Regions from separate parts of the Mus musculus genome. Here all the other regions are linked to region 3. The links are chromatin loops, found by intact Hi-C in ENCODE. Cell type or tissue: gastrocnemius. All regions are shown on one strand. Links, peaks and the distances in the headings refer to the core of each region. The heading gives the core; the rest is flanking DNA.

What was found. A loop is a pair of places that touch in the nucleus more often than their neighbours do. Peaks named below come from ENCODE experiments on the same cell type or tissue, not always from the same donor. Only the 100,000 strongest peaks of a DNase experiment are listed, where the experiment ranks them.
Region 1: it touches region 3 in a loop (2.5-fold over the local background); 4 of 42 quality-filtered maps call a loop at or near these places.
Region 2: it touches region 3 in a loop (4-fold over the local background); 2 of 42 quality-filtered maps call a loop at or near these places.

The regions. Positions count from the first base shown.
Region 1 is chr3:99,816,358-99,827,508 of GRCm38, forward strand. No RefSeq gene overlaps it. Among named protein-coding and RNA genes, the nearest start is that of Spag17, 63 kb to the right of the region's middle. In gastrocnemius, for the core only: no CTCF peak of the experiment used is centred there; no DNase peak of the experiment used is centred there; H3K4me3 peaks cover 155 bases; H3K27ac peaks cover 6,606 bases.
Region 2 is chr3:99,294,312-99,305,462 of GRCm38, forward strand. All of the region lies in intron 1 of Tbx15 (T-box 15), which reads left to right. Among named protein-coding and RNA genes, the nearest start is that of Tbx15, 46 kb to the left of the region's middle. In gastrocnemius, for the core only: no CTCF peak of the experiment used is centred there; a DNase peak (open chromatin) is centred at 5,804; H3K4me3 peaks cover 348 bases; H3K27ac peaks cover 5,411 bases.
Region 3 is chr3:99,731,442-99,742,592 of GRCm38, forward strand. No RefSeq gene overlaps it. Among named protein-coding and RNA genes, the nearest start is that of Gm22505, 29 kb to the left of the region's middle. In gastrocnemius, for the core only: no CTCF peak of the experiment used is centred there; no DNase peak of the experiment used is centred there; H3K4me3 peaks cover 239 bases; H3K27ac peaks cover 4,572 bases.

The DNA.
Region 1 (11,151 bases), core at 2,032-10,031, 85 kb after region 3:
TACATCAATACTCTGTACCATGTGCCAGGTCAACATGGGTAGGTTTATGATTATGGTGTCATAAAAATCTTAGAATTCTAATAAATTATCATAGTCCCAAAGTGCCTCTTCCACTAACCCTGGTAGATAATACCAGTATATGAGTGAGGTTCCATCAAAGAACTCATTAACATATCATTTGCCCAGTTCCAACAAATGTTCGAAGAACACACACACATACACACACACACACACACACACACACACTTTACAAACATCCTGGCTACAGAGTAGACCTATGTCAACCTGCATTGGTAGGAAGAGGAACACATTGGATCCTTAGAAATGATTGACTGCTCAAAGGCGCTGTTCTCCTTCTCCCCTATTACAGAAACTAAATTTGAGAGAGCTAAGAAGCTTCTCCAAGCTTCACCAGATGCCTGCAATGAGAGATCTGACATCTGTAATGAGCACTTGAAGCTGTTGATATTTCTGATAACTGCCTTCAAAAGGCTCTGCTTGCTTATGTTATGGGTACTGATGCCAAGGCAAAAAGAAGGCAAATATGATAAATTTATTTGTGGAAACTAAGAGCCAAACTGGTTCTCCCAAATTTCTCTGAGCTAGCTTGTGTTCTTACTTTGCATTCTGGGTGTCCTCCAGCCCTGAAGTAGAAACTAAATCAAAGGTCAAGAGATTGTTCCAAACTGAACATCTCTACATAAGATGTAAGAATTATTCTTCAGTTGGTTCACCAATTTATCTGGTTAATATCTGTTCACTTATTCACTTGCCTGCCCATTTGTGCACTCAGTGTTTAACTAGTTGCCAAACAATAGAGTTCGAGACCAACATCTTCTTAGGCAGCTTTCGAACCAGCATGAGTGTTATAATGACAGGGGCCTAGAGGATGCAGGAGAAAAGAGGTGGGTGTGGTCATTGCAGGAAGATAAAAAAGCATATGTTAAAGGTTAGAGCTCTAAATAATGATCTGGTTTGGCTGTGTTTTACCCCCTCCCCTTAATTAAACAACAATTAAATTGTTTAATACATGTATGTTTCAAGTATTAGAATACTGGTCTCTAGTATGGTATTGTTGGAGGTGATAAAGCCCGTAATAAGTAGAGCCTCATTGGAGGTCATTGAAGGTACAGGTTCCTTCTGCCTTCTGAAGAGATTAATGGAATTCTCATGGGACTCCAGTTCGTTCTCATGAGAAAGTTGTTGTATGAGAGCGACCAATACCTCAGTCTCTCTGGCTTTTTGCCTCTCGGCACAACCGCCCTCTTTCATGTATGTTCCCAGCAAAATGCCATCACATCCATGATGTGAAGTAGCCAGGGGACCCCTCACTAGAGGTCAAGTCAATAAAGCCACCTGATGCTGGAATTAATCTGCTGCTACATATAAACAGAAGTTGTTCATTGTTGCCATAGAGAGAGAGGCTTAGCCAGCTTAAGCAAAGATCAGATCGTGAGAATTCTTCTAGGTCAAGTTCAAAGTCTGGATTTATTCTCAGGGTCATGGAAAAGCATTGGCCCAACAGGGTAGCATAATAGTTACAAGCCTAAACCACAGAATAAGTTGGTAGTTTTAAAGACTGTGTCTATTCTCCCAATTGCCTGCCTTAGGAAGTATACAAAATTTTCAATATTTGGCTGCATTGTGCCTACAAGGGTAGTAATTCTATGTGCTTCAAAAGAATAAGCAAAAGTCTCTGCGACGCTTGCCTGCTGAGTCGTCATTCCTTGTAGAATGGGGGCGGGGCAGGGCAGGGGAGAGGCCATCCGAAGGGTCCAGATGAAGAGCCAGGCAACTCTGCTGACTCCCGGTAAAAAATGATACCTTCCTCAGCTGGTGGCCCAGACAGCCATGCCTGTGCCTGGGGCAAGCACCGCTCTCAGCTCAGCTTTCACCCAGGCATCTCAGAGTCCACCTCCCCTGCAGCGCAAGCCCCTGGTCCTCCTGTCCTTTGATTTTGTTCAGAAAACATACAGCTCAGCAAAGCCCACTGCTTGGCATCCTTCAGCTCTCTGACCCTGCAGGGGTTGGGGGACTTCCTGGCTGACAATGACTCCCCTACCCGGCTTCCCCCCACCCCCCATGTACATGGCTGTCATGCTTCTTTTCTTCCTCTTGCTCAGTCATTTGCTCCCTGTCACTGGCTCAGGAATCGGGCTTTCCCCGATGAGGCAGAGATGAGCTTTCCGAATTGTGTTTATTTGTTGGCGCTCTGGTGTGAAAGCGCTCTCCATCAACTGCATATTAATCTTGTCACCAGTGTGTATCTGTTTTCCTCTGCCTCTGTCCCCTGGCCTAATTTATGGCTTGCCTTTCCTTTGCTTCCTATTGTCACAATGACAGGGAGTCCTCAGGCCCCAGCCAAACACAAGACCTGTCTTTTCAAGATGAACTGCTGTGAGGTACAAAATTCCTACAGTTTGCTTGGCAGGGCTAAATTTAGAGCAGACCTTCTCCAGTTGGTTCTGGGCCACCAAGACAAGTAGGAATGATGTCCTACATGTGCTACCTGCTGTGTTGGGTCCTATCAACAAACAGAAGTAGGAAATCTGGCCCGGTCTTCCAGTGGAAATGGAGCATGGAATGACTGGTAAACAAGGTGGTCACATGTGCATCTGAATTGTCAAACCACAGATACCATAGCACAGATGTCTCTTCCCCCAGGTCACAGCTCCAAACTATGGTATATATTAATTCCTCCAAGGAGTACCTCATCTCAGCATTTCTGTGAAATTCTTATGGTCCATTAGAATTCAGATAGTCCTTCAATGGTGATAGTCCTTCATCTAAAACATGGATGCAACTCCAGTGTTCTTTGACTGCACACCTGAACCAGGCAGGGTTGGAAGGATCTGCCTCCCTCTCCTGTCATTCCTTCATTCCTCGGGTCGGGTCTCTGTGTAGACCATTCTGATGGAGGATGTCCATGTTGACCTTTCTAATGTGTCTTTTGAGCACCTTCTTCTCTTCCCCATTAAACCACTGCTCATACTTTGACTTCACACTGAGTTCCCAGTCCACAAACCTCAGTGAGAGATGGAACATGTATATTCCATGTGTCACTTACTGCAGCTCCCTAGTGTAGTGACTGACTTGAGAGATATATCTGTAGGGGAGGAAGTAGAAGAGAGAGAAGGGGGTAGGGTGGGACTGACATCACCAAGATCAGGATTTCCGAGGATGAAGTCAGCCAGTCTTTCAAATCTGGTCTTAGTGGGTCAACTCCAAATGAAGGTGTCCTGCATGTCATCGAATGTCAAAAAAGCACCAGACTCACAGGGTCTGGTCATGACCTCCTCTGAGAAGAACATGAGGGATTTGGAAATCTGTGTTTCCTGAATCTTCAGCATTAACCACATCGTGCTCCTAGTTTACACAGGCGATTTTGGTCATCCTAAGCATAGAAAATGGTTCTGATGGCTGTCAAAACATAAGCCTTTGAAAACTATAATTCTTTTCTAATTTTCCAATTCTATGAGGCCTTCCTATGGACAGAGTTAAAAGGACTAAAGGATACTACTTTTTGCAGGTTGCTGAGAAGAAACACTTCAGAAACAAATAGGAGGAAGACAGATGGTTAAAGACCAGAATTCAAAGCAATATAATGGAATGGACCCTTTCTCCTTACTTCTCTTCCCACCATACATGCACACAGCATGAAAAACTAAAAGCTGAAAGACATCACAACTTATTCAATCACACTGTTTCAACCTTACTACGCACAAAATTGTGATAATAATACTATTTTAATGGAATTGCTGAGCAGATTAAAAGTGGCATCAGTAAATCACATTGCACATAGTAGGTACTCAGTAAAGATGATGGATTTGAGTCCATGGAGCAAAAGAAAGGTCAGGATACTGAACAACTTGGCCATCCAACCCTAACACAGCCTCCAGGGAAACCCCAGGCTGGGACTTGAGGTAACCTAAAGCTGTGGATTCCTGGGATGGCACCATGCTGGCACCATGGAGACGTCTGATACAGGACTTAGCACTGATTTATGCAACTTGCTGACTGCCCAGATCCCAAGGGCTTCCTCAGTCCAGGGCATATCTGGCTAAGAGTGGTGTTCAAGGCTTCTCTACACTCTGACACTCAGGAAGTAAGCCAGCTTTGGCTGCCCCTTTGTGCGTGAAAAGACAGACAAATTCCCAGGAGTCCCAGCTCGTACCAGGAACTCTGATGGACTCTAGCTTGTCTATCTGTGTTAACTGGTAGCTTTTAATACCATACCTTCAACGCCTGGGTTCAAAGGGTTGTTCGGAGGCCAAAGTCACACATCATCTGTCTGCTCAAGCCGAGCTTCTGAGGACCTCAAAAGAGATCCTGTCTCAAGATTTCCCTGAAAGTCTTATGGCCTCCAGGAAGAATCTACTAGGCACAGTTGATTTTAATCTATCCCTCTGCACCCAGAATACATTGCTTATGTAGATGTCTACAGGACTGAAGTCATAGGATACATACAACTTTCAATCTTACTTTTTTTTTTTTCATTGATCATAGAAAACACCTGTGTGGTTTAATTTTTTTATAAAGTTTTGTTTTTCATGGCAGTAACATTGTCACATAAAGGAAAAAAAACTAACTCAATATTCCTCTACTACTGAAAGCAGAAGCTTCCACCACCCTGCCTGCATGCTCTCCCTTCCTCTACTGTAGTCAACAAGAGACAAGTTTAGCATCACCTGGGAAAAGCTGAGGATGCGATCATACAGATCAGCCTCCGAGGACCCTATCTCTGGCCAGTGCTGCAGATCTCACTCCCTCCTGGCTTTCACAGACAATTTCCCAAAGAGAGTTTCCTGAATGTCTGGTGAAAGAAGACAAGAGTGAGGATGAAAATCGAGACTGCTCTGTACAATAACATACCTCGGGGGCTTAGAGAGCAAGCCCAGTCTTTTACCTGGTGAGGGTTCCCAGAACTTCCCTTTCACCAGTGACTCTGGTTCTCACCCCAACACTAACTAGGTGGGACCTTACACACTGAACATACAGTCACATGATGTTTTTACCTGTAAGTGTTCTGGCCTTACTAGAACATCATCTCTTCTTTCATGCTATTCCTTCAATAATTTTTATTCTTCTTGCCTTATTTTTTGAGATATGATTAAAGGCAAAGAATGAAAGTCATAATGATTGGCAATATGACATCTTTATACAGGGTTATTTTGGCCACAGTAGGAAATCAGATTTGAGGATTCACCAGAATGTACAAGGACCAACGTTACTGATGAGTCTGCAGGTGTGAGAGACCAGGGTGAGTCAATGCATGCACACACATGGGAGAGCTATTTCCAGAAAGGAAAATAAAGAACACAAGAAAAGGAGGAGGAAAAACAAAGGTAGAAGTGAGTTCTGGTGTGGGAGGCCAGAAGCTGAGTAGCAGCTTCGGCAAGAGACTAGCTTGCAGGTGACAGGCAAAAAGAAATTCACCAAGTGTCTAAGTGGCCACAGCCAAGGAAAGAGATCAGAGTGGCAGGAGTTATGGGAGTCTGTGCAGCGTGAGCCAAGGGTAAGCAGAACCCAGAGAATGTCCAAGAAATGCCCTGGTTTGTTCAGGGACCGTCAGTCTAAAACACTTGTAGAACACAGAGAAAAGTCCCTTTCCTTCCATCTTGTGTTCAAGGAAAAACCACTGAGGCATGAAGAACTAATCTCTTCATCCACAGCCAGCAACTGGACAAGGGACACAGTTTCATCTTTCATAAACTCCTAAGTGGAAAAAGTTGTTACATTTAGAATACATATAGACAGGAGGCAGGCAAGCATGCTATTTAAATACCTAATAAGTACGTGTTGCCTGAGGAAGGAAAGAAAGGAATTTGTTGGTTTGGTTTGGTAAATGTAGTTACTGTTTATATGTTGAAGCTTTGCAACCATGAAAGAGTGAGTAAAGGGGTGGTTGGCAGTTGCTAAGAAAGAAATCCACAAGTAGACCTGAATTTCTGACTATAGTTGTTTTCTATTGGGAAGTACAGAACAAACCATGCTTTGCCTGGACAGTAGGTCCATCTGTGAGATTCCTGTGACCCCACTCAGCCCAGCAAAAGACAGCAACTTTCTGAGGCAGGACTCTGAACTAGCACTGGCAGTGACTCAGAGGCCAATATCAGGCTCCTAAAATCCAGCACAGGGATTCTGAGCTAAGCACACAGTTCCTACAAAGCACATAAAGACTATGGGATAAATGTCATGTGACACAACAAACCAGGGAAGGGTTTTGGTTTTGTTGTTTGTTTGACAACATATTTGACAAAAGCTCTAAGAGTTGCTTGCCCCAACGTTTACCTTCTTATAAGAGTCAAGAGTCATTTTGTCACATGAGAAGACCCACGACATTAAAGGAAAGAAATGCCAAGCAAGTATGGGTTACGGTGTGTGGTGTGCTTGCCACAGAGAAAGGCCGTTTCAAGCACTGTACTTGAGACTGAGAACAACAGGCATTTAAAGATCAAGCTTGCATTCAATTCAGGTCAAAAGAGGATAGAGAGCATCAGAGCTGAGGTTACAGAACATGATGTGATTATGTTGCAGCTTACCCTGCCGTGTACAGCCTTCCCAGCTGGCACGGGGCGTTCTGAAATTCCCTTCCTCTGGCATGTGGAGCCTTCATCACATGAGCTCCTGATGGGGACATCCCCACAGCATGACCTATTACTCTATGTTCTCATAAAAGCAGAGCCTGGTCTGCAATAGAAGCCTTTCCATCAACAGAAGGAAAATTGTACCCCGGGGGGCTGCAAGGAATCAAGTGTGGGCAAAATACAAGGTCTGATGCATAGTTAAAGAAAGGCTTGTGCTAAATTCCTCAAACAAATCTTGGTGGTTCTGGCCTAGGTCCCTCTTTCTTTCTGCCAAGAGAAGTAGAAAGAGATAATAAAAAAATTAAGCCTGCTAATCCTACCCAGAACTGCCCAAGACTACTTTGGGCTAGGGACACACATGTCAGCCCTCAGAGATGCATATGGGTGCATTTTGTTAATCCCCACCACTGCGTGTCAGGGATAACTGATCTATGACTAAAAATAGTGTGAGGACAGCAATAGTAGCCATTTGGGGCTGACCTGAGGACACAGTGGAAAACTTGACAACAACACAGGAGAAGCTTCCTGGCCCAAGGCGCCAGGCTCAAGGGCGAGAGGTCAGGTTCATGTGCTGGGGAAATGTGATTGACAGCTCACCTCCCAGAGTGAGTTTCAGTGGTGGTAATCTTCTAGTGCTGTTGGGCACCTTCTGAGTGATGTGGAAAGAAGTAAGACCTAGAGGTCCCATGGTATAGGTCATGGTTTTTCCCTAGCATGAGTGACATTAAAGAGAGCTGTGCAAATCGAGTAAAAACAAGTCTGCTCATTCCACTAACTTCAGTCGGAGTTTCGTCTCTAGAACTGGGAAAGCATTTGAGCCCACAGAGAGTAGGTCCAAGCCACAGGGGGCTCTCTGGATGGAAGGGGAGAAAAGAAGGGGGCAGAGAGAATCCTCAAGGACATTTACCAATTGTCCAAATTACTTGGGTGTAGTTAGTGGCATTGGGTATTTCTGTATCCTAAGAATATGCCTACCACCAAAGATGACCTTTTAGCATCATGGGCCTTTTGAGTCCCGGTTTTTACCCTATGCAGCCTTTACATGCCTACTTTGTACTGGATACTGTGCAAAAGATCATTCTAAAGTCTGCCTTCAACAATCCTTAGAATGATCTCTTTACTCATCTTGTTCTATGAACATGAGGCTTTGCCTGTGTGTATGTCTATGCACCACTTGTATGCTTAAAGTTTGCTAAATCAGAAGAGGGCATCAGATCCCCTGGAACTAGAGTTACAGAAGAGTGTGAGCCACCTTTGGGAACCAAGACCTGACTCCTGGTCCATTGGAAGAGCAAAAGTACAGCCTTAACTGCTGAAACATCTGTCCAGCCCTGTTAGAAATGAGACCTTGCCTAAAGTACATTTAGTAGAGGAGAAACTGAAGGAACATTACCAGGCATTCTTGGAAAGGGGGCTCCATGTCACATATCATTAGAGTGGTGACCACAACCCAGAGTGACATGGACATTTTCCTTATTTCCAACAGAGTTCTGTACATTCTTGACAAAGACTAGGCTCTCATTTAATATATCAGAATATATAGTTCTGGGTTCTTGAACAAAGTATTAAGTAGAAATTTCTGTCATAGTACCTTGCCCTTAGTCTCAGGCCATGAGTCTTATAACTATTATAGCTTACTTTTAAAAATTTCACATTTAATCAAATTAAAAGCATATATTTCTATTAGCAGTCAAGTATCAAGGGTAGATTATGAGAAAGTGCAGGACTCTGTGTGTATGTGTGTGTGTGTGTGTGTGTGTGTGTCTTTTGTGTGTAACATACTTGTTTATATGGATTTTCTAATGAGAACACATATTTAGCAACTGTTAAAATAAGTTGGAGCTTTGAGGAAATGTCAAAGGTGGAATTACAGATTTAAGGGCCAGTTGTTTGTATAGTAGTGATGTTTGAAATGATGAGAGGCTAGAAAACTGAGATCTTAGAGGACAAGAAAAGTCTGCAATTTCCTAATTTTCTCCACTTAGCTCCACAGATAATCTGATCCCCATATCAACCAGCACTGTGCTCCCATTTCTAACAGGTTCCAGCCTCTTCTAGATTCTGGGGTCAATCTTGGCCATGGAGAAATTTAAGATGCTCTGGGTTCTTTTAAAGTTTATACTCAAAGGGTCAGTGGATCAGCAATTGAGAGCACTTTTTGCTCTGACAGAGAACCCAAGTTTGGTACCTAGCATCCATACCAAGCAGTTCCAAACTTCCTATAATTTCAGCTCCAGAGGGCACAATCCTCCCTGGCCTCTGTGGAAATACATATACATCACACACACACACACACACACACACACACACACACACACACACACACACACACACAAACCTTCAAATAGAAGTAAATCTTTATGCCCTAAAGATCAAGCCAGCCAAAATCCTAGCCTGTAGTGTGGCAGAAGACATGAAGTCCCACCCCTAGCTCAGGAGCTAATAGATATTGGTGGTTGCTAGGAGAAGAACAGTCCACTTTCTTTATGAAGGCAACCCCCATAGGTTACCCATGCTCACACAGATCGTCTTGTACACAGGCACATACTGACATGGGAGGGGAAACCATAAGAGGGTTAGGGGTAGAGTTACATGGGAAGGAATGGATGGCAGATTTGGCATATTATATACATGTATGAAGGTTTCAATCAGTAACGAAGTAATGTATTTATCTCTATAGTTAATCCATCCTAAGTCAAGACAGGAATGTGGGTCTCTCTGTCTTGTTCTCCCATATGATCACCCTCCTAAGATATCAGTTCAGTGTTTGTTCAGCTAGGAGGTACGTTAACCAAGCAGGGTTTGTATAGAGAGATAATACAAGATCAAGGGTAGACTCATGATCCTAAACAGAAACAGACTCAGAGGAAAACAGCAGACTAATAGTAGAAGACTCAAAAACAAAGTAACACATGGAGTAAAGCCTGGGTGATATTGGTTCTAAAACCATGAAAACTATCATAAGAAAGGGAGCAAAGCACAAATGCAGGAGTGCCTGAAAGCTCCCACACTCGTAGCCAACAGAATTTTCTAGTATGGATAAAAATTAGAGAAGCCAAGTATCTTTGTATCTTGTAAAGAGAGTGCAATCTTAGACAGAAAGTGAATAATATTTCAAATCTCTTATAGATGCCCATACTCTTTGGCTATTTTAGTTCATCTTTAATTGTTTAGCCTCAAGAGATGAAGGACCTTCATTCAGTATGGAGAGTAATTTCTTTGAAGAGATAACAGAGGAGAAGGTGGACAGAAAAGAACAGAAAATGCCACCTATCAGTAAAATAAGGGAAGGAGGTGCATGGGATGATGTTAAATATGTCAGGCGTTTCCTCTCTCCCAGGTCTCACCCTCACAGCCTCTCTTTCTGAAGCCCGCTCACATGTGCTACTATTCAAATCTAGTCTATACTAAACACATTTGCAAAGAGAGCCATCGCTTCTAGCTTGCTTTGAAGAAAAGAAGCACACAAGGAAAAGAGTTTATTTCACCTTAAAGCTCATAGTCCGTCATTAAGGGAAGTAAGGCAGGACCTCCAGGCAGGACCACATAGGGAAGAGTTTACTTCTTAGAGCTCATCGTCCACCACTAAGGGAAGCCAGGAAGGAGCTCCAGGAGGAACTTAAGTACAAACCCTGGAGGGACACTGCTTGCTGGCTTGCTCCCCATGGTTTGCTCAGCTTGCTTCCTTATATCACCCATGATCACCTACCCAGTGATGGTACTGCCCACTGCACGTAGATTGAGCCCTCTTATGATCAATCAACACTCAAGAAAATGCCCCCATAGACATGCCCTCAGGAAATCTGACAGAGGGAAGACCTCAGTTGAGATTCCCTAGTTCCTAATATGTCTAGATTTATGTCCAGTTGACCAAACTATAACACCACCCCATCCCCCCTTTTTTTGCTTCATTTTCCCCCCATACCTCCTAGCATTCTATAAAAGTTAATTCATCTTTTTATCTCAGTGGCAACTTCCACAGTGCTGAGACTTTTTTTTTTTTTTTGGTCTAGTTTTCTTACTAGTTTATCCACGAAGCCTAGAAAACTAACAGCACATAGTGGTTTATAGTTCTAAGGTCCCAGTGGGAAAAGTTGTAGAATGTTCTGCTGCCCATGGTTCATCTATGATGATACGCAGACTCACGGTTTTAGACAAGAAGGGCATAGGGGAATGGGATGAGAGTTATGGCCCACTCATGGTCCAAGTTCATCCTCTAAACCTAAACACACCATGTCCATATTTATAAAGATTGGCAAAGGAATTGCTGCTATTTCCATAAACTTGCCTTTCTAGACTCTTGCTGCATCTCTACCTGAATCCCTAAAGCTTTGGTCTGATTTTCCTCTTTCCAACTCTTTTCAGGTTTCATTGCTCATTCCCCTTCCTTATAGGTGTAGACATCTCCAAGAGGCAGGCACCACATCAGTGAGTTTTATAAAATAGAGACACATGTTAATTATGATAGTAAGAAAGTGAATAGATACAATGCCAGGAGAGATGGCTCTGCGTGCAAGTGCACGTGCCTCCCAACATTCTGACCTGAGTGTAGTGTAAGGAGAGA
Region 2 (11,151 bases), core at 1,711-9,710, 440 kb before region 3:
TAGACCTTGAGCCACCAGGGCAAGGAGGTTCTCTGCAGTAGACAAATTGAGCTCACCACAGTGTCCTTTCCTCTGGCAGACTGGGCCACCACAGCCTTTAGGAAAGCCTTGGCATGGGCAGCCCCACCACCTGCTGTGCCTAGTTGCTGCTTCTCAGTGCCAGTGACACACACACACACACACACACACACACACACACACACACACACACACAGCCTCAGAGGATATGGGATAGGAGTTTCTGAGGTTGTGGGGTCACCCACAGAGTCCAGAGAGCATATTTCTGGCCAAGGAACTGTGTGTCTCTCTTTACAACAGCAAAGTTGGTGTGGTTTTGGCCAATGAGAGTAAGAAACTAGTGAGCACCGAGTTTCTGTGCCACTGATGCTTTACTGAGACTTTGGGAAGAAGAGTGAGAAAGTATAACTACGGAGTCTAAAACGAAAAAGCCCCTGACTATACATAGCACATCTCCCTGACTTCCCTGAAGGATCTGACTTGTATGTCAGAGGTATATGTGGTTACCATGAAGATGAAGGGGGGAAGAAAGATGCAGGTAGGAAAACTACCTGTGTTACTTTGGGAGACTGAGGCAGGATGATCAGGCCAGCCTGGGCTACATGAGATATGGTCTTGAAAATATAGTTGAATATCTGATCTCTATGAAATAACCTTACGAATGACATTTGAATTTTAAATAGATTCTCATGGTACATTTATTTATAGTCTTATCTTACGCTTTTATTGCTTTTATTATAAGGGCGCTCTATACTGAGTGCTATATTTGTACTTGATAACACTCATGTAATACTTCATATAATAAGGAAAACCCACCTTCATTGTTAAGTCAACTTAGATTATACAAAGATGATAGTACATACAATAAAAATTTAACATATACAACAGCTCATATGCCATCAATAAGATCCCATCCTCCTGACTTGTGAATTCTTGGGGAAAATGATTTCCATGTGTTTCTAAAATGACTTAAAATTTTTGAGTGGTTGGTGGTCCACTACTTCTAAATATCTGACCTGTCAAAATGCCATCTTTAAACTTCAGTGATGCATAGAGGCTTGGAATTAGCCAGGGTTGGATTTATTATAGAACAAAGGGAGGCAATGAGTAACACGGCCATCTGAGCAGGACTTGGGGCGGGTAATCCTTGAATGGATTAGATGCCATGATCCTAAAACCACATTCTCTGAATGTTGGTTCCTTGCCCAGAAATGGGGAAAGGCCAAACACTATTGCCTTTTAAATGACAGGGTACCTATGAGGGACTCTGGTTAGAGACAGTTGGTGGAGAGTTGGGGGTCAGTCTTCTTTTCTCTTGTGGTTTATCATCACTGAGAGCCTAGAGACCCTCTGCATGCAGCAAGCCCCCAAACTGACAGCCTACACAATTAGTGGTATAAATGATCAGACTGCACCCCCACTTTTTGGGTGGAAGACAGTGTATTAAAGTGTAAGTGTGTAAAACTGTCTCTTATCGCTAAAAGAATTATCTTGAAACTATTATGGGACTCTACTAGAATACTTTAAAAAGGGACATAGAAGCTGCTAAAAAGATGAATTGAGTTATTATCACTGTCTCATAAAGTCCATATATATATATATATATATATATATATATATATATATATCCTGAGCACTTTCAAAATGTATTTTCAGGGGAATTTATCCTTGTATCAGTTGTCCATGTGAACAGTACTAATCTTGTATTGAGTGATTTTTATCATTCTCTCTCTTTGGTCATCTTTCGCAAACTTTACTTTAAAAAGTATGGTTATTCAAAGTTGTATTATATAATAACATTCATGGAAAACTGGAGTCCTCTTTCTGAGGAGAAAACAGATCATCAGAAATTTATCTTGAACTCCCTACTCCCTTGGAGGAGGGGACCTTGAATCACAAGCCCAGGAGCTCAGGAAATCTCTTGTTACTCTGAGATGGGTTGGAACATGGTACGGTGCCCAAAGCTTCTAAATACAGTTCGGGCTTGGTCATCATGACAGTTGCTGAACTGGCACCATTACGGGAATTGAAGTGGGAGCTCTGACAGTGCTTAAATGCCATGGCTTCTGGGCTCCAAGTCTTCCCAGGCCGGGAGGCAAGAGGCAGTGTGGAGCCTTATGGGGAGAAGGGAAGGCGTGACTTTGGCATGGAAATCCTGCAGAGGCTAATGACACTGCCACTCCTTCAGAGAGCAATAGACACAAACACAGCAGCTATTTTAGAAGCTGTCAGCTTCTGAATTGCTGACATACTTGGAGGACACTGTCTCTTCAAAGGTCATTCTGACCCTTCAAGGTAGGTAGTTCTGGGGAAAGATGGAGGCTCATGTAGACAAGTTCTTGATCAAGGAGCCGGTGGGATCAAGTGACCATGTACAGATTACCCCAGGAGTTAGGGGTTGGGTTAGGAATAATATGCTGACTCTGGGATTCCCAAGTCAATCTACACAGAGGGCAGAAGGCAATTCCCAACTCCCTCCACCTGCTACCCCTTGGCCATCACCTAGTATCCATTCTGGGGTTAGAGACCCTTGATGCATTCCTTTTTGGGAAGGGTAGGGGAAGATAGGAAGGACTCAAGGAGCTGAGCTTCCCTTGGAGGCCCAGGAACATGAGAGGTATGAGGGTAGACTTCAAGTTTTGCAAGTATCTTAAGCTCAGCCAGCAAGTTATAAAGACAGAGACAAATCATGCATGAATCCAGGATGTTTCTCTCGCCTCCAGCGTTTGCCCTGTGTTCACAAAGGGAACTTTTTTTTCTGCTATCAAAACATCTGATCTCTGCTCTCTCTCCTTCCCTGATTTCCCCTTCTCTCTCTTCCTCCCTCCCACCCTATCCTTTTATCCCTTACTTCCTCTTTTCCTTACTCCCATCTTCTTTTTCTCCTTCCTTCTTCCCTCCTTCTCTCTTTCCTTCCTTCCCTCCTTCCCTTCCTTCTTTCCTGTCCATCTGTCTCTATCTTGCCATGTAGTCCATCTCAGATTTGCTTAGAACTTGTGATCACCTGTCTCAACCTCCCCAGTGTTGAGATTACAGGTGCAAGCTATTATTACATCTGGCTGGCTTCCTCACGTGTGTGTGTGGGATGGTAGATGACCTAATATTTTTATTCAGAACTCCATAGTTGCTTTTCTCTTTAACACTTCTGGGTGGGGGCCACTAGGCATGTTACTTCGCCCATCTTTCAAAGGTCTAGAATGTCCAATCTTGGCCTCCGCTCTCTCCCCACAGGCATTTCACTTACCACCAATCTTCTTTCCCCTACCTCCCCCCTCCCCACCCCCAACACACACACTGTGTGTTTCCTCATCTTGCACTAGAGCACTCTTGGCTTGGTTGTTGAGCTGGAGTCAGGGCTCTCTTCAGCCTCCTACATCTTGTTTATTTCTCTCCATATTTTGGGGGCTTCAGTCTTATCAGCAATAGTTATTTTCTCTGCTTGCTCTGCAAGTGTTGCTTTCCTGGACCCTTCTTTATGGACAGCCTATGGGAATTCAGCAGTCTTCCTCCTTGTCTTTTGTTTTTCCAGACTGAGGTGAGGCTGGGAGGGTAGCACTTAAGTAGACCATACAGAAATGAGCATTCTTAGACAATGGTTTCATTGCATCTTTGTTTTTGCTCTGTCCTTCTTACCATTTATCCTAACACCATACAGATTTGATAGTTATTTTCTCTCTTGGTCCTGAAGCTCTTTCAGCTATGATCATTTTCTGTTCTGTATTTTACAAACTCTTTGTTGGGATATGCTTTTCTTCATTTGCAAGGACACAGAGAATATAGGCAAATGACCACAAAAACTCACAGACCTTTCCAAATGATAGAAAGGACTAGATGTCCTACTCTGTGCCAGAGGCTGTCCTGGGAGTCACCAGTATCTCTTGATTATTTCCACTTAAATAAATGCTGTGTTTGGAAAGGGCATGCCTCTTTCACAATCATGTATTTGAATCTCTGTGACTCTAGAGGCTGATGCCTCTCCCTTTAATTCACAGCACTTATGCAAGCATGTCTTGCTCCAGGCAGCAGGCACAGTACTGTTCAGCAGACATGGAGGCTCAGCAGCTGTCTGTCTGTGTAGAAACCATTCCTGGGTAGAAATCCACCTCTCAAGGGGGGGCTTTGTATTTCATGTTCAGCCTCACTGTGTGGAATGACGTAGGACTTGATTCTTTATTCATCTTCTCTGCACGACTACAGGTTTCTCTCCTTCTCAGGCTCTTACAGAAGAGAGCCAGCGGCTGAGTGCTTTCTAGGTGCTTGCCTATGGTTGCTACTTTATAGAAGCTGCTGGACTCACTGGCTTCACTCAAAGCCCCTGGAATGTTTCAAGTCAGACTTTGCCACTATGTTTAACACAACTCACAGGCCTAGTTCAGGCTGTGAAGTCAGGAGGCAGCAACCTTAGGATTTAATGGAGATTTTGCTGGGAGAATTAAGACACCTTAGTACTAGGGATATATTTATCTTCTGGAAGAAGATCAGAAGAACAACACTAAGACTTTTAAATTAATGCTAGACCATCTTCTACCTCTTTTCGATCAATGTGCCTTATCTTGCTCTGCTAAAATATAGCATTTTATCCATCCATCTATCCATCCATCCATCCATCCATCCACCCAGCCATCCATCTATCCATCAACAAGTAATATTTCATTGAGTATATAGCAGGTGCATGTTTTATATATAGCAGGAGAATGTTTCAGGGACTAAAGGTACAAGAGGCACAACACAGCTGTGATGTGGGGCACACTGATTGCTGTTTTCCGTACATTTCTTGTAGGTTTTACTGCCATACTATTGTTATAAAATCCCTTACTCTGGAAGACCTTCCTTCCCTTTTACTTCTAAAAGATGTCTTAGATGAAGAGGTTCCTCTTGACTCTAAATTCTCACTGTGATGCTTTTTTTTTTCTCAGTTGAGAACACATGAAAATTAGTATTGTATCCATATCTATTGATAATGTAATTCTGGAACTGCACATATATACACATATTGTCCACAGTTCATAAAAGTTTTATACAGTGGTTATTGATAGAGCACTCTGTAGATTATAAAAATAATTGTGAAGAGATGGAGTTCTTGCTTAAGGTAGACAGTTGGAAGGAGAAAGATGAACTCTAGAATGTCATCTTTTAAATCCCATAACCCAATTGGCATGTTGCGTTTGGAATACTCTACAGTTTTAGACTTATCTATGGATTTACCCCGCCTCTCTGAACAATTTTCTAAAAATCTTGAAGCATAGTTCATGTATCAGCATAAACTTTTTGCATATCACCAGACACATATAATCAATCACTATTTGCTAGACAAATATGTGATTGAATGAACGGATGGATTCAGAGTAGTAAAGAGGTTATTGTGTCTACGTGATAAAGTTGTTGGGTTTTAAATATGTAGTTGGAGGTCTCCTGAGTGTCACTTGAAGGGCTCTATGTACTCCTGGGTGTGCTCAAATGTCTCTCCTATTCATGTGCTGAGAATTAGCACCACCGAGGACACTGTCCCCAGATGTCACAGTTAAGTTATACTTACTGCTTAGAAATCGGGTGTTTAGCTCTTTCTTCCCTTTTAGCACATCAGTATGCCTGTGTGTTAACTGGTGCCTAATGAGCACATTCTACAAAGCTATGAGGCAGGTTTTGAGGAAAGCCTGTTTTCCAGTGTGCAGGAAGCAAAGCAATGATGGCTGAAACGAGTGCTGTAATAGCAGTGGCTGGCACTGAGGTGTTGGTCACAGGATGGAAGCCATGGATGCAAAGAGCAAAGATGCACGCTGGCTCGGGAATGATCTGATATGTCACATTAGCCAGGACAAGTGCCAACATCCCCAGGAAGGGGCCCGAGTGGACAGAAGCTAGCTTAAAATTTACCAATAAATTCTGAAGACTACCCAGCTGGTTAGCATCAACTTGTGAAGGACTTTTGATGCAAGGTGTTTATTTAGCTTGGGTATTGTCCTGTGGCTTGTGGGCCATTTTTTGCTTATTTCACTTGTGTATTGTTCATCATGAATATTTTCTGAACTAGAAAAAATCTGTCTCTCAAGACTTAAATTTGTAGGAGAGCAAAACAAATCTGTAATTAAGGCTGTGTTAGAAAATCCAAGATCCATGCATTTGTCTTATTTTCTCTTGGTCCTCCTGGCACTGGCGAATCTTGCATGCTCTTTGACACTTGTCTTTTCATGACATACTTTAGCAGTTGTTATCACCAGCTAAATTCTCTTCAAGAAGGGTTATCCAATTAGGACTGTCAGAAACTTCTAGGTCGTGAAATGTGACCATAATTAAATCTAAATAAACTGGAATCTGAACAAATAGGAACCAACGTCATTCCCTTGACATGTCTTTCAGTGTTTTCAATTGTTTTTCAAAATCCAAACATCTTGCAGCCACCACCCATTCTGTTACTTGGCTTATCACTCTAGCTTAAAGCAAGGGGGTGATCTGATGGCGACAGTGACCTTCAGTGTCTGCCTTCTTTGGATTTTTCATTGGGTAAGACTGTGGATAGCAAGTGAAATCCAACAAGAGGACATCTACACTTGTGCTTTCTTATATAACAATGTTTAGATTAATGAAGTGATATTAAATGTTGCTGATTATGACTATCTTGGTGCTAGGGAAGGAAAACTCCCATGTGACTTGTTTGGCTCTTTTCCTCTCCCAGAAGAGTTGGCAACATTTTTGTTTCCGGAGAACTGTCTTGTGACTGAACAGCTTAGAAGGTTCCAGATCTTCACATGGGCAACAGGGGAGAGTGGAAAGAATACTGACCCAAACGTCAGACTAACTCATGTCCCATTCTATTCTAACATGGGTTATGTAATACAGGAGAAGCCATTACTCACAAACAAGCCTCTGTCTCTACTTGTAAAAGCTATAGCAAAACCAAACCAATCCAAAAAACCCTAAAACAACAACAATAGAAAGCCTACAACAAACAAAACCCCAAAACATACAACAAAAACTCGAAATCAAAACAACAAAAGCAAGCAAACAACAACGATCCCTGCCTCCCTACTTTACAGCATCTCTGTGAAAATTTATTAAACAACATATTTAAGCATCTGGAATTTCCCCCTTCACTTTGAAGCACATAGAGGCTTGGAAGGTCGCACTATCATGGCATTGAGTCTTTGCTTGCTCAACTAGAAATAGATTAGAAAATACTGACTACTGCTGTTTCACAAGACTTGCACCCAAGGGGTAACTGCGATGTACTATGGCTCGATGTATCATGGGGAAAGCTGCTGCTTAGGTGGAGAGTGCTTTGAGCAGCTAAAAAGATAAGAGCTCTTAGTCTCCTTAATTGGCTTATTGGCACAGGAACTGTAGGCTTCAGGTTACCTTCCCCTTTCTCCCAAATAGAACTTGGAGGGCATGGAGAGCTCCGGGACACCATTCCATTACCAAAGCCATCTAACAGGTTCATCTGAGTGTCTGCTATCACTATGATTTTAGTTTAATCCAACCTCGGTTACAGGTCAGTCCCTTGAAGTTCAGGGTGGAGTATCAAATTTGGGCTCAGTCCGTACTCAGATTAATGCCAAACACTGTGCTTTTTCCATATTTAGAATTTCTCTATGAAAAATTTCATCACTAGCTTTCTCTCTAAGCTACCTTGAAATCTGGCAGCCCAGGACTAATCTCCATTCCAGAGGGACTCTGGGATCATTTCCTTGTGCCTGACACAGTCAGCATTACCTGGGTTATAAGATTCTAATAGCTTCCCTGGTTGGAAGGGGGACTCCTGAGATAGCCAAGGGGTCTTGATTTTAGAAGGCTTGGAACTTAGAAAAAAGAAGGAGTGTCTGTCTTCCCAAATACTAAGTGGGAAATAGCACCCACTGTTATTATGTGTTAGTACTTGGTAGGAAAAAAAACCCCAATATGTGTTTATTAATATCTGGGTGCATCTTTCTCCTGTAGTCATTTTAAACTTGTTTCAGTTAGAGGAAATATGACAACTCATTTCCAATCTTGTGGTTGTGGTATTTTGCATCTAATCTCAGAAAGTTCTACTTTTGTGGTTGTCTTCTGTAACCAGTCTTCCATACTAAAACTAGACCATTATACATCCTTTCTTTACATAGGAGACAGGACAAAGAATTCAACTTGACTCACAGGATCCATAGGCAGGAAGTGAAAGAAAACTGTCATGTGTATGTAAAATCAAGGTAGAGAACATAGAGAATGAAGGTGGAAATCTACGTTCTGACAGCCATGCTAGTTACAAGTTCTGAGCTCTACATGGCTGCTCACCTCATCTTGAGAGTCTAGAAGTATGAGCACATAGTACATGTTCAGTAAACAGTGGTTAGTTCAGGTGAGCCCGAGTCTCAACCTCCATCCCTCACACTACTCACTATCCACCCTTACACACTCTAAAGTCTGACCATACCAGTTTACTTCTGGTGTTCTAAGATCACCCAAATCCTTATTCTTGCTATTTATACTACATAAAAAAATCAGCCTCATCTTCTGTTTGATGCTATTAAACCTATATTTTGAGTGTGTACCACTCAAATGTCATTTTATGAAGTCTTTTGATATTGATTAGTTTTGTCTTTGGTTCACAATTCCCTAACACTCTCCTTGTGTTTGTTAGAGCATCCAGCACAGTAAGACTTTAACACTTTCTATATCCTTCCTACCAGATTCTCAGTGACCTGAGATCAGAAACATGATTTATCTATCTTTGCCCATTAACATAAAATCTGGTCTATATGAAGCAGAGTATCAAGGACTGAGTTACTATCAACAGAATCAATAAGTTGTTTTATCATCAGGACATAAATATGATTTTAAAGGCAGAACTATGTTTTAAACCCTCATCTCCTAATCATAAAGCTGAGGTAACCAAAACCCAGTGAAGCAAAATAAAATTTGGAAGGAAGTTATCACAGCTGGGGAATAGGGGAGCCACAGGAGTAAATATGCTTTGTTCACTGCTCAATGAATGAGTATGAAAAATCACTTTTCAAGGCTGGCTGTAGTGACTCATGTCTGTAATCTCAGTACTTGGGAGGGTAAGGCAAGAGGATTGCTGTGAGTTTGGGGCTAAACAAAGCTATTTACTGGGTCCAAGGAAAACACACACACACACACGCGCGTGTGTGTGTGTGTGTGTGTGTGTGTATGCATTATATACATACATATCCAGTAATCACATATTCAAGAAGAAAATAATCTCACTAACTATAAAATATTTCAAAAATGCCCAGTTTTGATATTAAATGCCATTAAAACTTAGGTACATACAGTCAAGGCCTTTTGTATCTATGGTAACCAAGTCAAGTTATTGTGGCATTTTTCTGTTCTTAGCCTTGGAACTCTCTTAGCTGAACTCTTAATTCATTGCATTAGAAGGGACTTTATAGTCCCTCTTAGGAATGTGTGTGTGCACGCTATGCTATGAAGATTAAAGAAAGCAAGCACCAGAGTGGTTTTGTGTCTTAGCCAAGATTAACTTTTTGAAGCCATTTCAGTTGTGAGGTAGCTCACAAATGTCAGCTGCTTTGGAGAGGAACAAACCCAGCAAGATCGTGGAAGAGCAGGAGGCAGACACCTATGCTCTTTTTTTCTGGTTTTCAGTTTCCTCTTGATTTTAATTTGCTCATCCATGAAATAGAAAGACTATATATGTGCTCCATCTCACCAATTAGAATATACTAGAAGGTAAAAAATCAACTACATGCTTATTGCTCTGATTCATAAACTAAACTCAATTTCTTGTGAGAACCCAGTGTGGTACTTGTGTTAATAAAGCAATTTTGGTGATTCCACCAGAGGTTCTTTTATCCTTGAGAAGAGTTTTTGCTATCCTAGAGAGGCCCATTGGTCGTGCAAACTTTATATGCCTCAGTACAGGGGAACGACAAGGCCAAGAAATGGGAGTGGGTGGGTGGGGGAGTCGATGGGGGAGCGTGTGGGGGACTTTTGGGATAGCATTGGAAATGTAAATGAAATAAATACCCAATTAAAAAAAGAACATAAAAATAAAAAAAATTCTAAAAAAATAAAATAAAGCAATTTTGGTTATATATAGAAAGTAGTGACACGCTGTGGCCAGGAACCCCTTTTGAAGAAGCCATTTTAGATAGGAACATTAATTGACATACTGATGTTGGATTTGCCCAGTGAGCCCTGCAGTGTAACCAGCACAGTGAGGGGTTCCCAGGTTTCCCTCCTTAACTTCCCTGAGTGTAACTTTAGCATTGTGCTCCAAAGTTACTGAAAGACCTTTTGTTGAAATATTATTTACTAGGAGAAAATTTCTGAGTCATTCAAATTAGTTTTTAAATGTTGTTTATTTATTTATTGAAGAAAGAAAGCAAACATTTGCCCAATATAAAATAAAACACCAGAGGTGTTTTAACTCTTTAAGAGACTAGTCATTAATTTTCCCTTTATTTTTATTTTATCTGTTTGAGTGTTTTGCCTTCATGTATATCTGTATCATGTTCATGCCTGCTGTCTCAAGGGGCCAGAAGAGTGCACTGGATTCCATGGGACTGGAGTTACAGAGAGTTGTCATGTTTTTGAATGAATTGAGGCTGGCTTTGAACTCAGGAAGATCCCCGTGCCTCCGTCTCCTGCATGCTGGGATTTAAGGCATGTACCATCATCGCCCTGCCTTGGAAGTACATTTTTTACCAAGAGTTAAACTTTACTTTCCTGCAGACTGTTGCTCTTGACTTGGTGGTGACTATTTTAAGGTTCTTACATCGTAGCTGATCTCACAGTTGGCTTCGACTCCTTTATAATTTCTTTTGCATACAGGGCCAATTTTATTTTCTAATTACGATAGCTACAAAACAATTGAGAGATGAACATTAAAGGGAATTTTTTATTCGAATAATTTCACTCATAGGCTGCAGTCTGTAGTCTGAAATAAAATCTCATGTTTCTGTTTTGGGGGAGCATGGGACCCTGGAAGTTTAGAACAAATAGCCACTTCTGAAATTTCTCACCATAGGTAGACATTGCTTATGCTACCATAAATTTGGCCTTTTGTTTTTTTTTTTTTTAAATAGTGATGGGGTCTCCAAAGTTCTCCCCTAACCCTCTTAGACCTCTTTGTCTTCTGGATTTTTATCCGACATATGAGACTCTATGTAACAGGAT
Region 3 (11,151 bases), core at 2,040-10,039:
AGTCTTCAGCTAGGTGCTGCGTTATAGGGCCATTCCTTTGAGGAGACTCCAATAGAGGGCATGGTCTCTGTATGGTGAATGGTACTTCAGATAACTCTATCTCAATCCTTTGGAACGTCTTTACCCTGAAGAACTTTGAACTTGAAGATGCTTTGGCGATTCCCTGAGGTGCATGGTACAGGAAATCCAGGCCAGATCAGAAATAATCTAGAAAATTAGGGTGCCATGCCTGAATTTCTTCTTTCTGAAGTTACTCCTCCCATTCTTCAGCAAATAGAGTTACTTTAAATTCAGTTCTTCGGTTTCTGCATCCAACAGGATGCAGATTTTCCCTCAGAGTCTTCTCGTCCTACACAGTATATCTGGGGTCTGGTTTTATAAAAGCCACAAAAGTAAGAAACATCTGTTTCAGTGTCCCCTGATTTGTGCCTCCCTTCAGTTTCCCCATGGAGCTTTTAAAATCATCATTTTCCACAAATTTCTACTGACTCTCTTTGGGGGATTTTTCAAATAGAAGCTGTTTAACTATCCACATTCCCTCTCTGGACTCTGTTTTCTTCTTTCTTTATTACTTATTCATATTATTTCCCTTATTTGCGCCCCCATGCCCCGTGTCAACAAATGCTTTGGACTAGGTTACTTATATAGTCTGTAGTCAGCATCAAAGCTGATGCCCCCAACTCAGAATTTCTCACTTCTTAGTTTGTTAAAAATGTCATAACAAAATACATAACAAAGTAACAGACTTGACAGAGTAAATACCAAGTTATTTTTTCAGAATTCTGAAGGATAGAAGTCTAAAATCAGGTGTTGATAAGTTTGGTTTCTTCTGAAGCCTTAGTTGTTGGTGTTTAGATGGTCACTTTCTGCTGTGTCTTCACATGGTCTTAAAGAAGCCTTGCTTTGAAGGGTGAAGCTAGAACACACACTATTGGATGCAGACTGGGATAACAAAGAGGGACCAGGCTTAAGTCCTTCTAAATCTAGATCAGCATTCAGTTCTTTTTTGTTTTCTTTAGAATGAATCTTAATTTTTTTTGAGCATGCACTAAGATCCTTTGGCACACTGAATTCTGTATACAGCAATTAGTCTCATCCTACTGAACAACATGATTCTAACAGACTCCAAAAAACTGAAGCAGCCTACCCAATGATATGCAGGAAATTGATTAATTAATTAATTATGCATGATTATTTTTTTCTGTCTATATGTCCTTGTAGCATGTATGTTCCTGGTGCCTATTAAATACAATAGGTGTTGGGATTTGAACCTGTATCTTCTGGAAAAGCAGCCAGTTTGCAGATAAGTTTTCCTGCAGGCTAGTTACTGAGGGAATTATGTTTTCTCTCTTTGAAACATCCATGAATAGCTGACTATGGCCTACTTAGACTACTAATGTAAAGGGACTTTGTATAATATTTAACATTGCCAGTAACTAAAACATGAAAGATGGGAATTTTGTTCTTAAAGGTTGTTTTATTCTTAGTGGACTGATGATAATGACTTTGTTATTCATGCTTCTTATTTACCCCTAAGTTAAATTCTGGAGATCTGTAAGGCTCTTCCCATCCACTAAACTGCTCTGTCCAAGACTTCTGCTGACTGTGGCTATATGGAATTCAGGTCACAACCCTGATGCCTTGGGTGGAAAGTTAGGGCAATTAAGTCACGTGACTACCTTGGCAGCCTTCACTGCAGAGCCAGAGCATAATAGGCATTTTAACAGGTGCACTATATATACTCTGTAAAGTTGTTCCATGTATCCAAGCAGTTATTCGTACCATTATTTATCAACAATAACAATACAATTTCTACCTTTTAGTATGAGTGTGTGTGGGTGTGCCTCTGTGTGCATGCATGTTCATCTGAATAGGTGCAGATCAATGTGTGTGCATGTAGAGACCAGAAGAGGCCTTGCATATTCCTTAGGCACCACCCATCCATCATCTGCTTTGATTTAACGATTGAGACAGAGTGTCTATCACAGGTCTGAACATTGTTCAGTATACAAAACCAGCTGGCCAGTGCACCTCAGGGACCACCTTCTCAGCACTGGGATTGCAAATTGTGCAGCACCACATTCACCCTTTTAAGTGGGTTCTGGAGGATAGCTCTCCCACCCTTCTGCTTACAAGACAACTACTTTATAATGGAACCATAGCCCCAGCTTCCTTTTAGTTTCTTCAAAATCTCATAAAATTCATGCAATTATGCATAGGTTCCAAGTATTTAAAGTGTGAGCAGATTTTTTTTTGTATATTTGAAAGAAACCAGCCTGACTGAGCCACAATTAACAAGAAACACAATTCAACAATATAAAATGTATGTTTCAATGAGTTTTGACACATTGTATTCTGAGGCAGGACATATCTCTAGCACCTCAGAGAGTCAGGTCACCCCTTTTGTACTCAGTCCCTCCTAACAGCTTTCACCTCTGGAAATCAATGGTTCACCTCCTGGCCTATTTATCATTTCTAGAAATTCACATAATGAGATCGTAGTAAGATCTGGGGTCACAGGGTGAAATCTTCATTGGGAATGTCCAGTTGGGGAAATTGAGTTTGCATGCTGTTTCCATCTATATTACAGATTTGAAAAGTCTGCTTAACCCAACATCCTACTTAACAGACCTTGAATATCTTATTTCCTGTGTCTCATGGTTCCTCATTTTGCCAATACAGAACACTTAAACACTGTAAATGAAAATAACAAAGACTTAGGCCTAACTTTCATACCATGTTTTTCTATAGTAAAATGATATTTTGTAATTCTTGATCTCCAGTAATATTGTCTTTAAGTCTATTTCATATGATATTAATAGAGTCAGAACATATGGTAGAGTTTGGCACATGAATGTTCTTCAAAGGCACATTCATTGAAGCTTGGTCCCAGCATGCATTGCTGTCAGAAGCTAGTGAACCTCTTAGGAGCTGACACCTAGACCACTGACAATGTGCCCTCCAAGAGAGTCTCAGCATTTTTCTTTCCTAGGTCTCTATGTTTCACAACTGTTGTGAGCCTGTTGTAGCATATTGTGTTGCCACAGGCCCAAACCACAACCACAAACCTCTCTGATACTGAGCGCCAAAAAAAAAAAAATCCTGTACTCATTTTAAAGATCATTTCCTTAGGCATTTTGTTATGGTTGTGGAAAGCTCACTTACTCTTTTTATCAGGTGTATGGATTGTACAACATATTTCTTTCCATCATACCTATTTCTAATTATGTCATAGGTAAAATGTGTTGCTTATAAATGTTATGTCCCAGGGGAATCAATGGTATAGTCATTTTTAGTCAGCCATCTTTGTTTTGTAGTTTGTCAAGCTAATTACTAATTACTCGTTGTTATTAATTGTTATTTTCTCTGTTCCTTTCTCAATCATGTCTCTCCTTTTCAACTTTCTGTGTCCTGAGCATCTTTTGAAATTTATCCTTGTATTGGCTAATTAACTTTAGTTTTTGTTTTGGTTGGGTTTGGGTAGAATTATTTCATTTTTGAAAGTGATTTCAGTAAAAGTTTGAACCTACAACATTCTAAGGGACATTATAGTACTTCATAAATAATGTGACAATTTTACAAACACATTCATCCTTCTCTTCTTACCATGGCTATATGTATGGCATACTTTGTGTGATCTCTTCTTCTTGCTGATGATATAAGACTCCCATTTGACACTTGACAGCTTGAATAGTGATAAATCATATACATATACATATGTATTATATATATATATATATGGTGTACACATGCATATAAATACACATATATATATACATATACACACATATGCAAAGTAAAAGATTAATAATATTATAACAATTATAAGAAATTATAACAAGATACTACAATAACTTACTTCTGAAATTTTTCTGCTTACCATTTTTAGACTTGTTGACTCTATGTATATAATTGGGTCTGTCAAAAATAAAACCACAGAAACCAAAACGACAGATAAAGATTTCTAAACATGTTAAAAACATCATAGCATAGGGCTGACCCTGACACTCAGTGGTAGACTGTATACATAGTGAACACAAGATGCTGGATTTGGTTTGTAGGGCACATACACAAAATCTACAATATATTGTCATTTTCCTTTCCTATAATCAAGGAATATTCTTTCGAGAAATTGAAAACCAAAAAAGCATATCTTTTATTTCTGCTCACACATTTATTTGTCTTTCTCCATACTCAGCATGTGTTGCTATTTGAGTTCATTCTTTATCACTTTTAAACTTAGTGTGTATTTTCTGACTCTGTTTATTGCCCTAATCTCTGTCTTTGCATTCCTTTTCCTCCTCTGGAAATTCCACTCGAAATGAGGCTTGACTCCTAAGAGCCTCTGTGTCTTTCCCGAGGTACTTTCTCACCAACAGCTTCCTTAAATAGCTCTGGTACAGTAGGTCTCCTGGGGATGAAATTCTTTCTCTCTAACCAGAAATGTCCTTATCTTACCTTCATTTTGGAGAATATTTTCACCAGATCTGAAACTCTAGGTTGACTTTCTCATCCAGAGATCAAAAGATCCCTTCCTACTGTCCTCCATCCCCTATCAAGTTTCCTACTATTTCCTATTAACTATGAAGTTTTCTACTTCAATCCACAAGCATACCTTAATGAATAGTTAATATTATTATACAAATTCCATTGTTTTCTAATTTTCATCTACAGAATAATACTTTAACTGTTGGGATGGTAATCCAAGAAACAGATGGCTCAGCTTCAGAATAAATGTCTCAAATTCTCCACTTGACTCCAGGATGGACGGTACCTGTAGTTCCTACTTCTCTGAGAAAAGGCATGGAAGTTTAGATAAGCCCAAGGCACTGCGATGTTCCCAGAACACACCTCAAATATAAGCCTTCACTATGATGATGAGACAGAGCCGCAACCACTCTTGTGTTCTTTACAGGAATATTCCTGACTTGTCAGGGGCCTCCATGACTGACTCTGATGCCTCCTAATGGCCTTAGAAATTGGGAATCATTGTTCTTATTTAATAGGAAACTCTCTGAAATTCCAAACTCTACCCAACTCTGCCCAAATCTCATGCATTTTGTCCTTATGCACATAGCTCTTGTCTCTGAATGGATAGTATATGAGCAATCACTGGAAACTCATTTCATGAGACTTATTTGAAAACTCATATTTTTATATTTTCCTGTCTCAGATGTGCAGCCTTAAATTCTGTTGGATTTACCAGGTATCTGGCACAGAAATTTGTGTATGTTTTCTATGATACTGTGTGTTGTGTGTAGTTTGATGCTCTATCCACCTTTAGCTCTGGGAAGTGGCCTAGCTACCAGCTCCCCTCTGGCTTCCCTTGAATCCATAGATAAAAGATACACACATAGTTTTTCCTTTTTAACATGCCTTCTTGGCACAATTGCTGGACACTACTATCTCCTGCCTGGAAAAGCATGCCCTTACCAATTTCTTATCTCAGTCTCTTCCACCCGCTCTAAACTTCAGTTGTTAAACTCCCCTGACCATTCACCTGTACAAGATGTTTGTGTGGCCACTCTGTTTTGAGAGCTCACATGGTTGCCTGATTCTCCTCTCTCCAAAGCAAGGCAGACTGTCTCTTTCCTTTCATCCCTCTCTCCTCGTCCAGGGTCCTAGAAGTTCCACCTATCCCTTCCACCTAGCAATTGGCCCATGGGCTTTCTTTACTGTCAGATCAAAAACCAATTAGGGAACAGGACCTTAGCATCAGAACTTAGCATCTCACCTTTTCTATCCAATAAAAACTAAATAAAACCTCTGATCCCAGACAAATTGAACAAAACCATAAACATCATGGTAATTATATGATTGATATACAAATGACATCTGGTCCATTATATTTGTCAATTAAAGTACTCTACCATCATTCCTAACTGAAAGAGTTATGATTCTATTCCTAGATTATGTTTACATTTTAGCATGTAACTCATCTGAAAACCATGTATTCCACTCTATAACTCACTCCCAATGTTAAATAACTTGAATTGTGTCAAATTAAGTATGTATTTCTATGACTTTATTCATGCTCTACATCTCTTGATTTCCCTTTCCTCTTTCATTCAGAAATTCTACTATAAGGAAGCCTTGAATCAACAGAGCTTCCACTTGTCCATTGACACCATAAGTGTCAGAAATGAACTGCCCGAGAGTTCCACAGTGCTAGATGTCATTCCAGACATCCTTTCTAGTTTATGAGAAGATATATTTTGTCTACGGTGTCAAATATTTTCCTCATAGATTTCTACATGGCCAAGCAGCTACTCTAATCAGAATTAGTTGTCAAAGTCTCATAATTAAAAAAAAATTGAGGTGGTGGGAGGGAGGTGGCAAAAGGGTTCTATTCACTTACCAATGAAATATATGTTTTCTGGAGATATTTCTATAATAAAAGGTATGTCTTAGCCAGGGATTCTAATGCATCAAATCTTGCTCTGTCTTCTTCTATGCATGTATGAATTTAGTGCAACAAGTCTGGGCTGACAAAGAGCTGATCTTTCCCAGAAAGGTGGGAACATTTCAAAATGTACCTCTTCTGACTGTGCACTCTTTCACCCTTGCTTGAGGGATTGTTAAGAAAGCCTTATAGCCTTGAATCAGGTATCATCTGCACTTTCATTCTGGAGAGCTTTAGATGTGTTCTATAAAGTTAACTCTTGCTTTCCAATCACATTGGGATTTGAAACATTGTACTATGGGTCCAACTTGACATTCCCATTGAAGATTAATTTGGCTGCTTTGAAACATCTGTGTTCTGCTGACTCCTGTCTGTTCCCCAGGCAGCAAGGCCAAACTCATCCATCATCAAAGACAGGCACTTGGAAGCCACCTCATACTGCTGCTTTTGCATGTCAGAGTACGCTCAAACAGGGGAACACCAGAAAGACCTGTCCCTGGGGTTCCTCCTTGGGAGTTCCTGATAGGCCTTCCCACTCATATTTTGGGTCCAAATCTTGTGAAGGCACCAACATAACTAAGTCCTTGAAAGCACAGCAGATGGAGCAATGCTGAAAGGTAGCTGTACAGAGGCATTACAGCCACCCGGAATCTGGAGACATTTCTGCCATAGCTGGGAACCCAAAATAGCAGTTGATGAAACCAAACCTGATCCCTGTTGTCAAAAACAAGTGTGAGTATTTTAGTTAATGTTTGGCAGCCAGCCTGTCTGTAAATGTAGGTTCACTCCATGGCTCAGCAAAGGGTTTCAAGAGCTTAGCCATGACTTGGTCTTCTGTCCTAAAGCTCTCCTTGCTTGTTGACAGAGTGCTGCAAGTGGACAGTCAGCTTTGAAGTACGCAGCTAAAGGTATCTCTCAAAGAGTCAAGAGAAATCCAAGAGCTGTCTTCAGAGCCACAGCTATACATATTTGGTGCAAAAACTCTAAGAGGTCTCTGTGTGGGCACAAGTACCTCTCCTATGAGCAGCCAGCTTGTGAAACCAGATTCTCAGAGGCAGAACACCCTGCTATACTTTCAAATACATGTTAGAGACAAGCCCCTGCCATAGGTCTAAGAACCTGTAAAACACAGTCAAATGCTACCCAAATGAAAAAATACAAAAATATAATAAACAATTTAGATAGGCAAGGAGTTTCCTTACACAACTGGGATATATTCAAGACTGGCTAATATACCCTAGGATAAAAATGTTTTATAGAGAAGTTGAACTCTGTAAAATCATCTAAAAAATATTATGTTAGAGGGCTCTTTCAACTTTCAGGTTTCTTAGTATATTGTCTGGTTAATAACACCTACTAGGTACATATACAAATATGCATATCAAGCCAGTCAAGGCTCCAGTCCAACACATGTTCCTGCTCTTATGCTGCTGTTACATAACACATATAAAGAAGCACAGAGGCCATTCATGCGATGTTGCATATATTAACTTCCTTATGTGCAAAGGTACACATGCAGGAAAGATAGAAAGATAGTATAGCCAAAAAGCTCAAGAGCCTTCATGTTGCAGTGTAAGTGCTTTGATAACTCCTAAGTTAAGAAAAAATAAAAAACCACTTTGTATAACCATAGTGCTTTAATCTTTTGTTGGACCCAATAAGTGAGAGGACTCCATAAATGAAGCTGTCCTTTAACCAAAAATGTAAGAGAAAACCTAGACCGCTCTAAAAGATTTGTGAAATACCGTGCATGGACTAGCATGGTTTGTTTTTCAGAAACATATCTACACTTGTACAAACACAGAAGCAAAACTGATGCAGGGGGTGGGGGTGGGGGGGCACAGGTAGGAGCAGGAAATTCTCCTTGATTTCGATTGTCATTAATGGAGAAAGGTAGGGAGCTGCCCTGTTGCAGTCCAGCCTTCTAATGTATCTACTTCTGTGAGGTATCGAGTGATTTAGTGCCCGCCCCACTCACAGTATTTACTGCCTCTTGCTCTCTTTACATGCGCCCAGGGACCTTCACACTGGCATGGATTGATGAGGCTGCGTTCACTCCTTTCCTTCATCAGACCGGGAAGAAAGGAGTTATGGACCAAGAAGGAGCATTTAGCAAATAGATAAACACGTTGGACAAAAGTGTAGTATTTGTAGTTTGACCTAGCTAGGGAAGTTAAGAAAAGCTCCAGGATATAACTCTTACCCCAGAGGACTTTGGGGAAAAATAAATAAGACAGAGCTAATGGGACACATGCTTAGCTTACTGCTCTCTGCCTCCAAATGTTATTAGAAATCATTATGTCGTTGTGCTTATTCCCAACATAAACTATGTGTTGGGGAAGGGTGAAAGTACAAACCACAGGAGATTTATCTGCTCTTTCTTTATATTTGAATTTTTATTGATGTGAAGGTATGTGTGTATGCCAAGCATGTATGCGTGCCTGTGGAAACCGGACGAGGGTGTCAGATCCCTAGGAACCGGAGTTACAGGAGATTGTGAGACACCTGTGTCCTGAGAATTGACTGTGTCTTGGGTCCTCTGTAAGAGCAGCTAGTGCTTGTGACCCAGAGTCAGGTCTCTAGCTCTGATCGATATTTCCTAGATCAGGTGTCAGGAGGTGTATATTCATCAATTACAACACTCACAATCACATCAACTATTTTTTGTTTGTTACTTAGATTTGTAAATTTCTTAATAAACCTGTTAATATGTTTTACTTCATAAAGTTTAATGCAATTGTGGTGAAAATGCTAACAGTATAAATTATTTAAAAGTCTCAATATCAGAATCCACAGTTTGCCTTTATTCTTATTAACCCTTCAAACTACTTTGAACACAAGCAGCTACAATGCAGTGCACTTACTGACAAATGTACTAGTAGTGAAATCTACCGTCTATCCTGCTGGGCTTTTTGCATTTACCTCCTGTTCTTACACCCACTTCACAAACTGTTGTTGCCCATTTGACAGATAAGAGTATTGAGATATAGGGATATATTGGCAGTATGAAAATCTCAAAATAACAACAAATGTCCAGATTCTAGAATTGAAGTGAATTGAAAGCCAAAAATGGCTTCTGTGGAAGAATGTATCCAGAGCTGCAGAGTAGGTAGGCAGCAGCAGAGTCAGAAAGATACAGGAGAGGATTCGATTTTGCAAGAGTGTGATACTTAAACAATGTGGTCACTCTCCTGGCCTGAGATACTTTGTTCCAAAGCTTAAGGGGCTGTTTTCCACATGATTTAAAGGAATTTATGATTTGTAAGTATCCAAAAAGTTGCCGAGAGAAAACTGGTTACTCAAAAGCAAACATGACTTCCTGTTTTTATGAAATAGGCTTAAAAACATGTTTAAAAGACTCACTGAATTTTTTGGCTCTGATATAGCTTCAAAAAATAAAAAAGACAGACAATCTAATTTGATGATATAATTGTAATTGAATAAGAACCATATGGATTACATTTTCCCCCTAGTTAAACTACACATGAATTAAAAATCGAGTCCTCATTCCCCTCAAAGTAATTAATAAGACAATTGCTTGAATATGATACTGGCCTTAATTATCATGCTGAGCTCATCCTGGCTTCCCTGTGCAGATCACTGTAGGGAATGAGTACAGCCCAGGAAGCCAGACTCTAGCAGAATCCCAGACACAGGCCCACTCACACACATTCCTGTGCACATCTTTCAGGCCAGTGTTTTGTCAACCCACCCAAAAAATAAAGCCTACTCTCATAAGACTCACAAGCAGCCAGGTCAAAGTGCAGTACCTCTGCTCATAACCCTCCTGCTTTGTTCCCGGGGAGGCACTGTGTCTAGACTTTGTCCCACAATTACCTGGCAACAACCAGGTATGCCTGACTCACTATAAAAGGAGCTGCTTGCTCCTCTCTCTCTCTCTCTCTCTCTCTCTCTCTCTCTCTCTCTCTCTCTCTCTCTCGCTTTTGTCTTATCCCCTTCCTCCTGTTCCCCCTCCAGCCCCATTCCCCTCCCCCCTCTTTTCATATGCTCATGGCCAAACTCTACTCCTCTGCACAGTCTCTCTGTCTCTATCTTTGTTCTCTCTCTCTCTCTCTCTCTCTCTCTCTCTCTCTCTCTCTCTCTCTCTGTGTGTGTGTGTGTGTGTGTCTAACACCCTCTCAATTCCCCTTGCCATGTCCTGAATAAACTCTGTTCTATACTATACTGTCCAGTGGCTGGTCCCTTGGGGGGGAAGGGATACCTCAACATGGGCCTGCAAAGGCATCCCCTTCTCCCATGCCTGACTACATATCCACCAAACATATTCCTTTTCTCTCTTTATTTTTATAAAACACAACAGGCACTAAAAAGGGGAATGAAGGAGGAGAGGCCATTGGAGTCCTTCTCTTCCAAGTAATTGGGGGCAGAGGCAGAAGCCTCATTCTGGGATAATGGTAGAACTTAACCATCCTTCATAGCAATATAGTCCTCTGAGAAGGTTATTCCCAGCAAAGTAGCTGAATGTGTCTCTCAGTCATTTCCTCTCCCTACCAGCGTGATTCAAAACCTCCACACATCTTCTTAAATAATATTCCAGTGTATGCAAAGTGAGCTTCCTTTTCAACATCCTTTACATTTGGTCACTTTTAATGATGGATCTGATGCAGTCTTACGTCATTCCCAGATTTCATGAGCCATATTGTTTAAACCAGTTTACTTGATTCACACAGTCACTCTTTAAAAAATAATTTATGCTTCAGAAATGGCATACATTAGTGGAATGTGTA